2 separate regions of the Homo sapiens genome follow, and region 2 is linked to region 1. A link is a contact called in ENCODE Hi-C or POLR2A ChIA-PET data. All regions are on one chromosome and are shown on one strand. The core of a region is the stretch at or near the end of the contact, and the rest is flanking DNA. Distances in the headings are between cores, read along the strand shown. Region 1 overlaps FAM13A (family with sequence similarity 13 member A). Region 2 overlaps FAM13A (family with sequence similarity 13 member A).

Region 1 (5,644 bases), core at 2,266-4,765:
TACAAGATAGAAAATTCTTGATAAGCTTGAGAAAAATGAGAGATGATACTAATAATCATAACTGAAGTTTACTGTAAGGGTTATAATAATTTTTTAAAAGATTAGAGAATACATCATGCAATTTGAAACTAATAAACATGAAAACCTAGATGAAATAAAAATTTTCTGCATTATATAAATTTGGAGAACATCTATTTGAATCAAAAAAAGCACTTTTAGTAACCTAATTCTAATGAAATAACTAGAGGTATAGCCAACAATTTATGTAAATAGCAGCATTATTTGAGAATAAAGATTGTTCAGAGTATCGAGGACATACCCTGAAGCCAGACTACATAGATAGAATGGAGCTGTGTAAACTTAGATACTTAAATTCTCTGCTCTTCAATTTTCTGTAAAATGGAAAAGGGATACAGTATATAAGTGAATTATCCATTACATTTTATAATTTTGTTAATATAGACCTTAGTGTAAAAACTAAACTTTCCATTTCTTTTTATGCTAAAACATACTAAATATATAAAATTGAAAACATCAATAATTGTCAAAAGAAGCTGTATAAAAGATGAGTATTCTGACATTTCGATGGGTTATATTTGATTTGTTAGAATAAATTTAATATAGCATTAAGATATAGCTGTGAAGAGTAATTTTTTCTTCAAATCAGGCTATTTAAAAGAATAGGAAACATGAATTAGAGAAGGTATGAGGATAAATATTTTCCTCTTTTTGAGTTATATCCATGTAGTATGTTTTCAATTTATATTCTAGTATATTATGCACAGTATGCAATTTTAAACCAAGATTTGAGGCTACCCAAAATGTCTGTAATGATGCAAAAGGATGATGCAACTTTTATCAGAGTTTAAATACCAACAAATGTTCCACTAAAGTTCTGCATATGATAATCATAGCTAGAGGTTAAAACAAAAGGAATAAATATTGAGGATTGAATTGTTTTAATGTATGACACTATGAAGAATGCACTAAAATTATGAACAAAATTTAATTTAGAAAGCCATTATACCATAACAAATATGTGCATTGTTATATATGTATAATGTTGATGCTGCATATCAACTTATCGTATTTTAAGATGATACTAAAAATACTATATTTTGTTAAATTGACAAATTAAGAATTTTAGGCTATTTTGATGATTGTTACATGAGCTTTATCCTTAGGTTTATTTAAGCGAACATCTCATAATTGTCTTTTTAATCCTTGCTCAATTAAAAAAAGAGTAAATTTAAATATTATATCCTAGAGAAACTGATAATTTTGTTAGACCTCATGTTTCCTAATAAAACGGTAATATTTTACAGGCAGGATTTTATATGCCATAGAGGAGAACATACTGAAATAAGACAACGCACAGAAAAGAGAACACATGCTTTTCAAGATGTCTCCATTTTGTAGATTTGAAACCTCTTTTTAAATGTATGCTTTTTTATTTCAAATCAAGAGATTTAATTAAAGAATCACTTGTCAACAGGCATCTGTGCATCTTATCACATGCAAATTTTACAGACTAATATTGCTGAGCATAATTGGCTTAAGGAAATATAGTTTGGGTTTTGCTAGTAAAAATAAAGACTAAAGATATTTCAATATGTCATAGAATATATTTCAAAGTAGGCTTAGAATCTATTTTAAATGACCATGCCAATAGAATATTCAGTTGCATCATCACTAACAGTAGGCTTAGGTTTGAATTTGGCCATAGAACTGGGATCTGCATATGAGTGAGCATCTTTCTTTCCATTTTAAATACTTGCTTTGTCAACATTAGGAAATGAACGCTTCCATATCCAACTGTTTATAATGCATAAGTAAGAAATTTTCTTAGCAAATCAGTCAAAGACGCTGAAAAAAAATTCATTATTCTTAGCTCTCCGAAGAGGGTAAAAAGCAAGCTACATACAGATGAAGAAGGAAATTTCTTTATCTTTCACTTTGGCTTATTTGCTTATTGTTTAAATGCTTATTGCCTTTTTGTCAGTGTCTTAGTTATGGAAGAAATCTCTATTGCTTTTGTTAAATATTCTTTAAAATTTTGTTAAGGGTGAATTGTTAAGTACATCCCACAGGAACTATGGCGGTGGATGCCTGACTAAATACCAAAGTTATTTTGGAATCTAATAAACCATAAATGTATCTGATACTATGTCATAAAACTAAATATGCAGTCATAACCTTTTGTAATCATGTAAACTTTAGGCAGTAAGCCTGAACCTGAGATAGAACAATTTTTTGAGGTTTCTTTTAGAGGTAAAAGAAACTACAGAGATCACTAGCCAGACCTTTCATTTTCTATGTGAAGAAACCAACCCAATGCAGCCAAGCTAACCAACAACCTGCCAGTGATTTTGTCTAATCAACTGCAGAGCCAAGACCAGAACTTTCTTTTCTGATTACCAGTGGAAAATATCTTCTCCTAATGCTTTATATAGGAATTCTATTAAAAGAACTTGAAATTATAGACTAGTTAAATATACCAGAAATTCCAAAGGACTATTAAAAACATCACACTTTATTCTAAAACTGTCCTAAAATAAATATGCTAGCAAAAATATGAATATGATTTAATTACTTGGTTTTATTATTGATTTATTCGTTTACTTTTGTACTCTGAGAAATGTGCTCTACAACTGATTTAGATGGTTCAGGTCATTTTTCTCTAAGCTGTTGGAGAAATTTCGATGTGTTGACTTTTATTCACTGAGGTTAACATGAGTTTTCCGTATCCTACCTTCATTACTTAGATTACAGTATTTAAAAATCATTATTGGGATATTTAAGTAATTGAAGTTTTGAAGAATTTTAGTTGCGAAGATAAGAGCCTCTGCCACTCAGTGTCTTCCACAAACCAACAGTATTAGAATCACTGAGGAATGTATTAGAAATGCAGTCTCAGCTTCCCCTTCCCAAGACCTAGACCTGCTGAATCACAGTCTGTATTAACAAGTGCCAAGGTGATTCCTATGCACATTAAGAATGAAGAAGCACTTATTTAAAGAGTTAGAAATCTCAGAACCTCATCTTGTTTGTTGTTTCCTTGTCTTTTTCTTTCTTGCCTTTCTTTCTTCACCCTCCCTTCATGGAAAATGAACATCAAAACATCAGGATCTGCTTTAATAGTCAAAAAGAAGACAGTTCAAAAGGATGTGGAAAGGAGGAGAGGAAATACATGTCTTCATTCTGAGATGGCATAGAGGACTAACAGGCTAATGACATGTCTTTGGAATGTTTTTTAGCATCTAGCAGATCCACATTCTTTACTCTCTTCTGGGTTTTCCCCGAGTCATTACTCATATGGGTCCCTGCTCTCAAAACCAAGGTTGTGTAACTGTACTGAGAAGTGGAGTATAGGAGTTAATTATATATTGTTGAATTTACAGAGGGTAAGCCACAAAGTAGCAAAAGCAAGGACTGCTTGTTCCAGTTAAAGACAGAAAGCAGAAAGGGTTTTATTGTTGGTTATGTAGCCTGGGAACCACTATGAATAACAGGCATTGTGAGGCAGAGGAGAAATTGTTGTAATTAAAAGCAAAGTAAAATACCTAAGGCCAGGCCTCCATATCCAAAGATGACTGTAGTGAGTAATGGATTGAAAGACAAGCTAGTGGAGTGATTAAGAGCTTAGACTCTGAGCTAAAACCTTTCTTGGTTCAAATCCTAGCTCATTTATTTCTTGGTTCTATGGCTGTGGGTAAGTTATTTAACCTTTCTAACCTCTTCATCTGAAAACAGGGAAAAGAGTAGTACCTCTTCATAGGGTTATTGTAAATAATAAGTGAAAAAAAAACTATGTAAAAGTACTTAGCACAGTGTCTGGAACATAGTAAGTACTCAGTAAGTCTTAGGGTGTTTGTATTTATTTACTTATCTTCTTAATTATTTAATACGAATTTGAATCAGCTTCCCTTTTACCTAATCACATGATTTTACGTGGTTTTTCTGGGTTTGTCTGTGGCCATAACAAAGAGCTACAGCTTTAGCTAAAGAAAATTATCTTGGGCGAAAGAGTAAACATTTTTTGATCACCTCTGGGATAATGAGTACTATGGAAGACATGATGGTGGTGGTAGTGGGAGGGAGTGTGATGAAAGAAAATGAGAAATATTGTACAGTCCCTTGAGGCCTTGAGATTCTACATTGAAAGAGATGAGATATACACTTACATGGGAGAAAAACCTGACAGATGATTCCCAAGCAACATATTCATATGTTGAAAATTATATCGTATAAATTAGAATGTTTGGAGTAATTGAAAGACAACTATCAATATTGGTCCTTAACAACTTTGATTTTCTTTGAATGTCTCTACAAAGAAAGAAAAGAACTATTAGGACTATTAGGTAGAACTATAGTTTGACACGACTAAAGATTGTCTCAAATCTGCTCAATATTTAACCTCTTCTTTTAAAGGATAGGCACTTTTAAATCTTGATTCACAAGCCAACTAAACACTAGAGGGCAGATTGTGAGAATGTAATGTGTTAATACAATTAAAATAGCTGCCAGCCTCAACACTCATTGTGGTTATGTGAACATAAGTGCAGGCATGAGGGGGAAAGTTCTGAAGCATGCTAACCTGATAGTGTTTTGTAATTTTATCATTCTACTTTGTGTTGACCACTTCTCAATACTTTTAAAAGAATTCAGGCTTTAAAAAAATGGGAAAATCATGAAAATTTGTAAGTGCTCAACAAAAACATTGTAAATTAGATGTTAAGCTGACACATTACAGAGCTTGAGATGCTTTCCATCCTGAGAAACTTAGGAAGAAAATGTGGCTTCGAAAAGATGGTTTAGAAATAGTCATATAGAAAACAATATCGGTTCCTTGTTCTCTATCCCTGTCGTCCCCACTGCCCTCTGCCTGTTGAGAGCAGAGTTTTAGAAAGATGTTCTGTTTCCTGGCCTAAGAGGAGAAGGAAGGGAATGGATTTGGGCTGGGAAAAGATAGAAATAGGTGAAGTAGGTGGCAGGAAGGCACATGGCCACAATTAACATTTTAGGAAAATGAAAAGACCTTGAACTAGGGCTGCTGTGGCAATAGGTTGACAGCTAAGAGATGGTTTTCCAAATTTAGTTATAGAATTGTCTGCCTTGGACAACTTTTAAAAGGAGAAAAAGCCACTGTTATAAGCAAGCAGGGCCATCTCCATTTCTAGAAACAAGTGAAAATGAGCATCTTTCATTGGATGGTTAAACATTGTTTTGGGGATCACTTGGGACTGAGCTAATTTCTTTCAGCCTGCGATCCACTTCACATGTTTGGTTCATCATCTCTGATCTTTCATCTAACCTGACTTTCTCTTTGCTTCTTTTCTGCAGTGCTCATGTACCCCAAGTCAGCAATGTGTCTGCAACCGGAGAGTAAGTTATTTGGGTTGGGTTTTTGGGCTTTGGGTTTTTTTTTTTTAATGCCCTGTCCCACTTATTAAACAGAAAAAAAAAGCAACTCTAATGGTGTACAGTATTGGAAAATTCAGATAATAAGCAGCCAGTGACTTTTAAACTATATGGAGGAGAGGACTACATAGGTATTCTTATTTGAGCTTCTATATGTGTATTCCTACAGACAACTCCAACATTGGAAAATATGAGCTTTTTGTTTACTTCATTAAAAATAATG
Region 2 (5,942 bases), core at 2,769-5,268, 33 kb after region 1:
GGAAAAACAAAAAAGCTGAAGTTCAAAGAAATTTACTCACTGAAAGTCTTGGAGCTAGTAAAGCTAGTATCTAAACATGAGTCTCTGCCTCTAAAACCCATCCTAATATGCCATACTCTGTTGTCTCACCTAAGAGCCAAACACTAAATTTGTTTCAATACACAGATATTTGGTGTGTTTTCATATAGTGCAGCATTTTTGACAATGTTTAGTGTATGACATCACGGTACAAGGATCTTGGAGTTGAAAATTGTGAAATTAATTTACTTTGTGATTTAACAGAAGATATTAGACATGTAAACAACAAAAGTTGAAACCAAAAATATTTTTATATTTGAGAATGCTTTTGACATTTTAACCTTAATGATCTAGTAGGAGAAACAGATAATATTTGCACTACTATATGAAGAGCCCTGTTAGAGAGGATGGAGCAACTGGGCAAGGTGCTTCACCCAGACTAGGCTAACATTTGAAGGCACAGCAGTTTTTATGCTAGTGTTTATGGAGCCTAAAGAACTTCACCATGGGCCATAGGACATAGGACAGCCTCCCTGGCACCCACATGCACAAAAAACCATCAGCAGTCTGCAGCCCTAGGCAAGGCAACCCTGTCACATCATAGACCAGCAGGGCCAAAAGCTGGGACTTGTGCAAGTAAGAAAGCAACCCCAGGGATTGATGGGAGCACAGCAGGACAGGGCCAGCCTGTACGTGCATCTCTACATGCAGTTAGGGTGTGCTGTGCTTAGTGTGTCCAGGATTGTGCCAGCTGGTGTAGGTTTGTGTAGGAGGGATCTCTCCACTGCTGTGCCACAAATCAGCCAGGAAGTATGGAAGCTCATGTAAGTTGACACAGGTCTATGATGTGAATGACCGAATGCCTCATTATATATGACACATCCTCATCCTCTGTTTATGGTGGCTCTGGCTGTCCTTTGCTGGATTCCAGAAACACTGACCTCTGTACTATTCCTGAAACATAGAAAAACTGACCATGCCTCAGGGCCTTTCACTTGTCTTCTTTCTTCCTGGAATGCTCTTTTCACAAATGGCCCACTTTCTCACTTCCTGTCACTTTATCACAGAGACTGTCCCTGACCACTCAGTATAAAACAGAGGCCTCAACTGCTACCACCCACATCCCTCTTACTTTATTTTTCTTTTACTTTTTATACCCCTTTATTTTTCTCCAGAGCCCTAACAGGTTTTTGTTGATTAACTGTCTTCTCTGTAAGACTCATTATGACAGAGATTTTATTTTGTCCACCATAGTTTCCCCAGTGTGTGAAAAAAACATCTAGCAAATAGTAGGTACTGAAAAATCATTTCTTTTGAATTAATAAGTTTTGTCTTTGTATCTCTAAAGACATAATAGGCAGCCCTATTATGCCATAATATTTATTGAATATATAAGTATATAATACTTAGCCTGGCATATGAGGCCTTTCACAGTCCAGCATCTACTTAGCTGACACCCTTGTCATGTCCCATTCCCCCTTCCTGTCCTAAGGGCTGGTCACCCTGAAACTCTTCTCTTGCTGTGGCCCAGCATGCCACGCTCTCATGCCTGCCTTTGCACTTGTTATTCCTCCTTCCTTCTGTGTGATGTGCCGTCCTCCCTCACCCCTCCAGCCCACACATATCTGCCCCCAAATCAAAATTTCTGTTGCTGATTCATGACGGATACACTAGTGGCTCTTTTCACTAATATTTTTTCATAATGCATTTAACATTGTCTTCCAGCCTTTGTTGTAGTATACTTCCCCTCAAATTGCAATTGTATTTGCCTTGTCTCCTATTCCCCTCTCTAGCAATTTTGAGGTGTGCCAGTGTTTTATTCATTTGTCTTCATACGGTGTCAAATAGTAGTAGAGAAAGAATGATGGCTTCCATTTGTGTCTCTCCTGCCCCCAGACACCATGCTGAAGGCCCTTCATACCTTCTGACAGATCTTCAAAAGAACTTTGCAAAATTGGTATCACTTATGCCATTTTAAATGTTAGGTAATGGAGGCTCAGAGAAGGGAAGCAACTCAGCCAGGGCACCAGGCTAGTAAATGTCAGAGCCACGCTTCAAACCCAGGTCTGCCTGTAAGCAAAACCCTTTGTCCTTTCCATAGCATGAGGGCTTAAATGACTTGATGTATGTTCCTCGTGAAGGAAATACCATACTTTAAAAATGAAATCATATTTCTAGTATTTTTTGATGTCTGTAAAGGTAATAAGCATTATAAATCTTTTTGAGAAAATGCTTATTTGCTGTATGCATATTCTTACTCTCTTTTGCTTCCCCCCGCCCACGACCCCTCCCCCGCAACCCAGGCACACTCATGATTGGTAACTGAGTGGCTTTGTAATTTAAAAAGCTGAGAACTAGATTTGGGCATTTAACCCTGGTCCACTTAGGCTTTAGCTTAAGGGAAAAATACTTTTTGTGACATAAATGCCTAATCTGGCTTTTTCCCCAGTAAACAAACTGCATTTTTAAACTATCTTAAATCTCCAGATATACTTGGCATTTCTTTTTTTTTTTTTTTTTTTTTTTTTTTTTGAGACGGAGTCTCGCTCTGTCGCCCAGGCTGGAGTGCAGTGGCGCGACCTCGGCTCACTGCAAGCTCCGCCTCCCGGGTTCACGCCATTCTCCTGCCTCAGCCTCCCGAGTAGCCGGGACCACAGGCGCCCGCCACCACGCCCGGCTAATTTTTTGTATTTTTAGTAGAGGCGGGGTTTCACCGCGTTAGCCAGGATGGTCTCGATCTCCTGACCTCATGATCCGCCCGCCTCTGCCTCCCAAAGTGCTGGGATTACAGGCGTGAGCCACCGCGCCCGGCCACTTGGCATTTCTATAAGACTTTAGTAGCTCATCAGGACCCGATTGATGGTATTTCATTTTATCCCAAATGTGAAGAAAATATGTCTCCATGCATCATTTCATGGAAATATAATAGTAAAAAGCCCTGGCTATTCCCTGATGATTTCAAAGTGGGTTGGTTGGGTGGCTATTAAAAGTAGCTGCAAGTCTTAAGTAGTGCTTTCAGCACAGAAACGTTTCTCATACATTAATGAAATCACTTATGATTTCCAGATGTTCTTAGTTTTTTCATTTAATGATAGTATATTTGCCAAAATACATTTCTAGCTATTCCTAAAGAAAATCTTGTGTACCCATCTGTGCTACTTAAGGAATACATTTGTGAGCAAACTGTTTCATAAACACTTTTGTTTATAATTGTGTGAGACAGGGAAGAGTGACAATGGTTGAATTTACAAATTACCCAGAGAGCAAGGCTTAAAAAAAAATTAATTCGAGTGCAGTTTGTTTAAACATAAAATTATTAATTTGAATATCAGCCTTTTGGGGAGGATCTCTCCATCCCTCAGATGTCCTAGCCTGGTGTGGGTGCCACCAATAAGCAAAACCAAGTGTAGCCAAGTATTTAATATTCAGAGTAGATGAATAGTAGGAAAACAAGTGACAGTTGCGTATTTGTAAGACATGAATTATGCATCACTGACTTGCCAGCTCTTGACTTTTTACTTAAAAAAAAAAATTGCTCCCTGTGTAATTTTGGCTCATTTCCAGAGTCCGTATTCTTTACTGCTAGCTGAGATGAGACGCCAATCCCCTGTGCTGTTTGAATTTGCGCAACAATGCTTTAATACCCAGAGCTCCTCCATAAATAGTCTGTTCTCCCAATACTCAGTGAGAAAACAACCACAGGAAATCTGGGAATGTGCAGCTAGCCCCGCTTAATTGATCTAAGCAGCCAGGGCCGGCAGGGGAGCTTTCACGTACACAGCCTCTATTCCTGGCTTGCAGGACTGTTTACCTAAGGGGCAAAGAAGTCCACCTGCGAAAGACACCATGTTGCTACTACAGCCTTAGCAACAGCAGTAGCCCGGTTTTCATTGTTGTTGTTTACAGTCATGAGAGCCATACTCCTTTAAGAAAACACCAAACTCCTTTCCCTCATTCCTGGCCCCAATCAGTAATCACCAAGACTGTCAGCTGCCTGCAGTTATCGGGAAGAGCAGCCTGGGGAAAGTTAAAGGAGCACAGATGGACAGTTGCTTTCTGCATGCAAGTGGCCAGCTAGGATCCGGGGGGCATCAAGCCATGATTTTTATTTCTGTGCTGGATGCATTAGCAGCTGTGACTTGGAAGGTTTTATCCTGAAGGAGTGGAATTGCTGCAGACGTCTTGGGGTTTTGGTGAGCAGTAGATATTTGGGGACATTGTGCTGTTATTGCAGAGCCCCACAATGAAGATCCAGGAGCATCCCAGCCTATCTGACACCAAACAGCAGAGAAATCAAGATGCCGGTGACCAGGAGGAGAGCTTTGTCTCCGAAGTGCCCCAGTCGGACCTGACTGCATTGTGTGATGAAAAGAACTGGGAAGGTAGGGTTGTCTGATACTTGGATGATTTGCTATCATTAAAGCATATATAAATAAGCACAAATGAGAGGCATGTAACTATGTGAGAGTGTGGGTGAAAGAGCTATGCATGCAGAAGTAACTGCATTTCCAAATGACCGAAAATCCTTGACCTGTCATAGGAATACCTCAGGGTAAATGTTGCTGAGGGCAGTTGCAATCTAAGAAAGAAAACATGCTTGCCCTTTATCATAGTGTCACCTTGCAGGCCTTTTTTTTTCCTTTGTGACTCACCGGGAGTGCTGATATGTGTATGTCTTTTCCCCCTCATAGTACCAAGCAGAGTAATAGGGAACCGGTGTGCTTTTAGGATTTCTACCTTCTGTGGCGCGATCCTCCCACTGCTGCATGCCAGTCGCCTGCCTCTTTCATGAAATCTCCTTCCCGTTTTGGTTTGCTTTGTTTCTATGTTCGTTTTTATGGATAGATTTTTTTTTCAGGTTAACAAATTTAAGGGATTTGCTTATCAAAAAGAACACTGAATACATGCATCTTACTGAAAGCTTGTAATACAGTGAGTGCTTTAGATTGGTTTTTTTTCCTAGAGACTTTTGGTGAAAACATTAGAAATGTACTTGCGAGGAAGAAGAGAGTAGCCTTGTCAAAATTGTGTTTCAGGGAGGATATTGCAGCAGTTTTATCAAGCTGCTTATTCTTTCATTATCCATGTGTCTGCATCCAAACACATACCAATGTGGATCCAAAATAAATGCCAGTCTACCTCTATACAGTATGTGCGTGACGGCTGCAAGGAGGGAAAAATTGTGCACCTGATTCCAATACAGCAGGATGACTTAACACAATGACTTACCAGGAGGTCTTAGCTGTGAAAAATCAGTCCCGTTTCAGCACGTGGATCTCCTTGTCTTCTCTCCCTACCCGCTTTCCTCTCTTTCTTAACCAAGAAGTTATCTTAATGACCTTAGATGAAGGATCAAGAGGAGAGTTGAAAAGACCACCAGGTGAAAAAGAGTAAACCCCATTTCTGGCATCCAGGGCTTTAGTGAAAACAAACTTTTTTATTCTAGTTCTGTCCTTGAAAGCTAAGAAACCTGTTCTAGTTATTTTTATATAATTAGGCAGTGGGTTTCAGATTTTGTCAGATATTTTCAGCTCAAAATGTATTCACTGAGCAGCAAAACGCAGGGTTGTTTAATTTGTAATTTCAGTTATATATTCCTGAGTACCTTTCTGTTCTTTCATTTTTGAGTACTGTGAAATAATCATGTTAGTTTTTAATTCATATATTAAAAACAACCTGTGCCCCCACCTCCCCCCAAAAAAGTCCCATAGTAGTCACTGTTACCCAAATAAAAGAAAAATACAGTAACCAAAAAATAAATGTTATATTTGTGTCTTAGTGATATGGTCTACCCTAAAGCTCTAGATAAAAACTAGGATTTTTGGTTAGAATTCAAATTAGCCACATTTTTTCTTTCTCCTGAAATGGACTCAGTTTGTTATTTTTATCTTGGTTAGTCATAAATTTATCATCTCTCTCAGCCA

The links. A loop is a pair of places that touch in the nucleus more often than their neighbours do. ChIA-PET counts read pairs that join two places held with the same protein, here RNA polymerase II (POLR2A). Pooled maps may share reads with other maps.
Region 2: a loop to region 1 is called in a map of Calu3, with 2.0 times the contacts of the local background. The contact joins two enhancer-like sites. A Hi-C loop is called at or near these places in 4 of 168 maps with a recorded cell type or tissue (Calu3, HepG2, body of pancreas and 1 more), 1 of 37 single-sample maps with no recorded cell type and 1 of 50 pooled maps. POLR2A ChIA-PET finds 5 or more read pairs at or near these places in 1 of 52 experiments (H1).

Annotation. Positions count from the first base shown.
Region 1 is chr4:88,790,327-88,795,970 of GRCh38, reverse strand. It overlaps FAM13A (family with sequence similarity 13 member A), which reads left to right. Exons shown (of 24, transcript NM_014883.4): 9 at 5,344-5,385. Among named protein-coding and RNA genes, the nearest start is that of FAM13A-AS1, 83 kb to the right of the region's middle. Within about 2 kb of position 3,515, at least 4 of the 41 ENCODE cell types and tissues checked have a DNase peak (open chromatin) inside an H3K27ac peak, as active enhancers do.
Region 2 is chr4:88,757,212-88,763,153 of GRCh38, reverse strand. It overlaps FAM13A (family with sequence similarity 13 member A), which reads left to right. Exons shown (of 24, transcript NM_014883.4): 14 at 4,253-4,400. Among named protein-coding and RNA genes, the nearest start is that of FAM13A-AS1, 50 kb to the right of the region's middle. Within about 2 kb of position 4,018, at least 5 of the 41 ENCODE cell types and tissues checked have a DNase peak (open chromatin) inside an H3K27ac peak, as active enhancers do.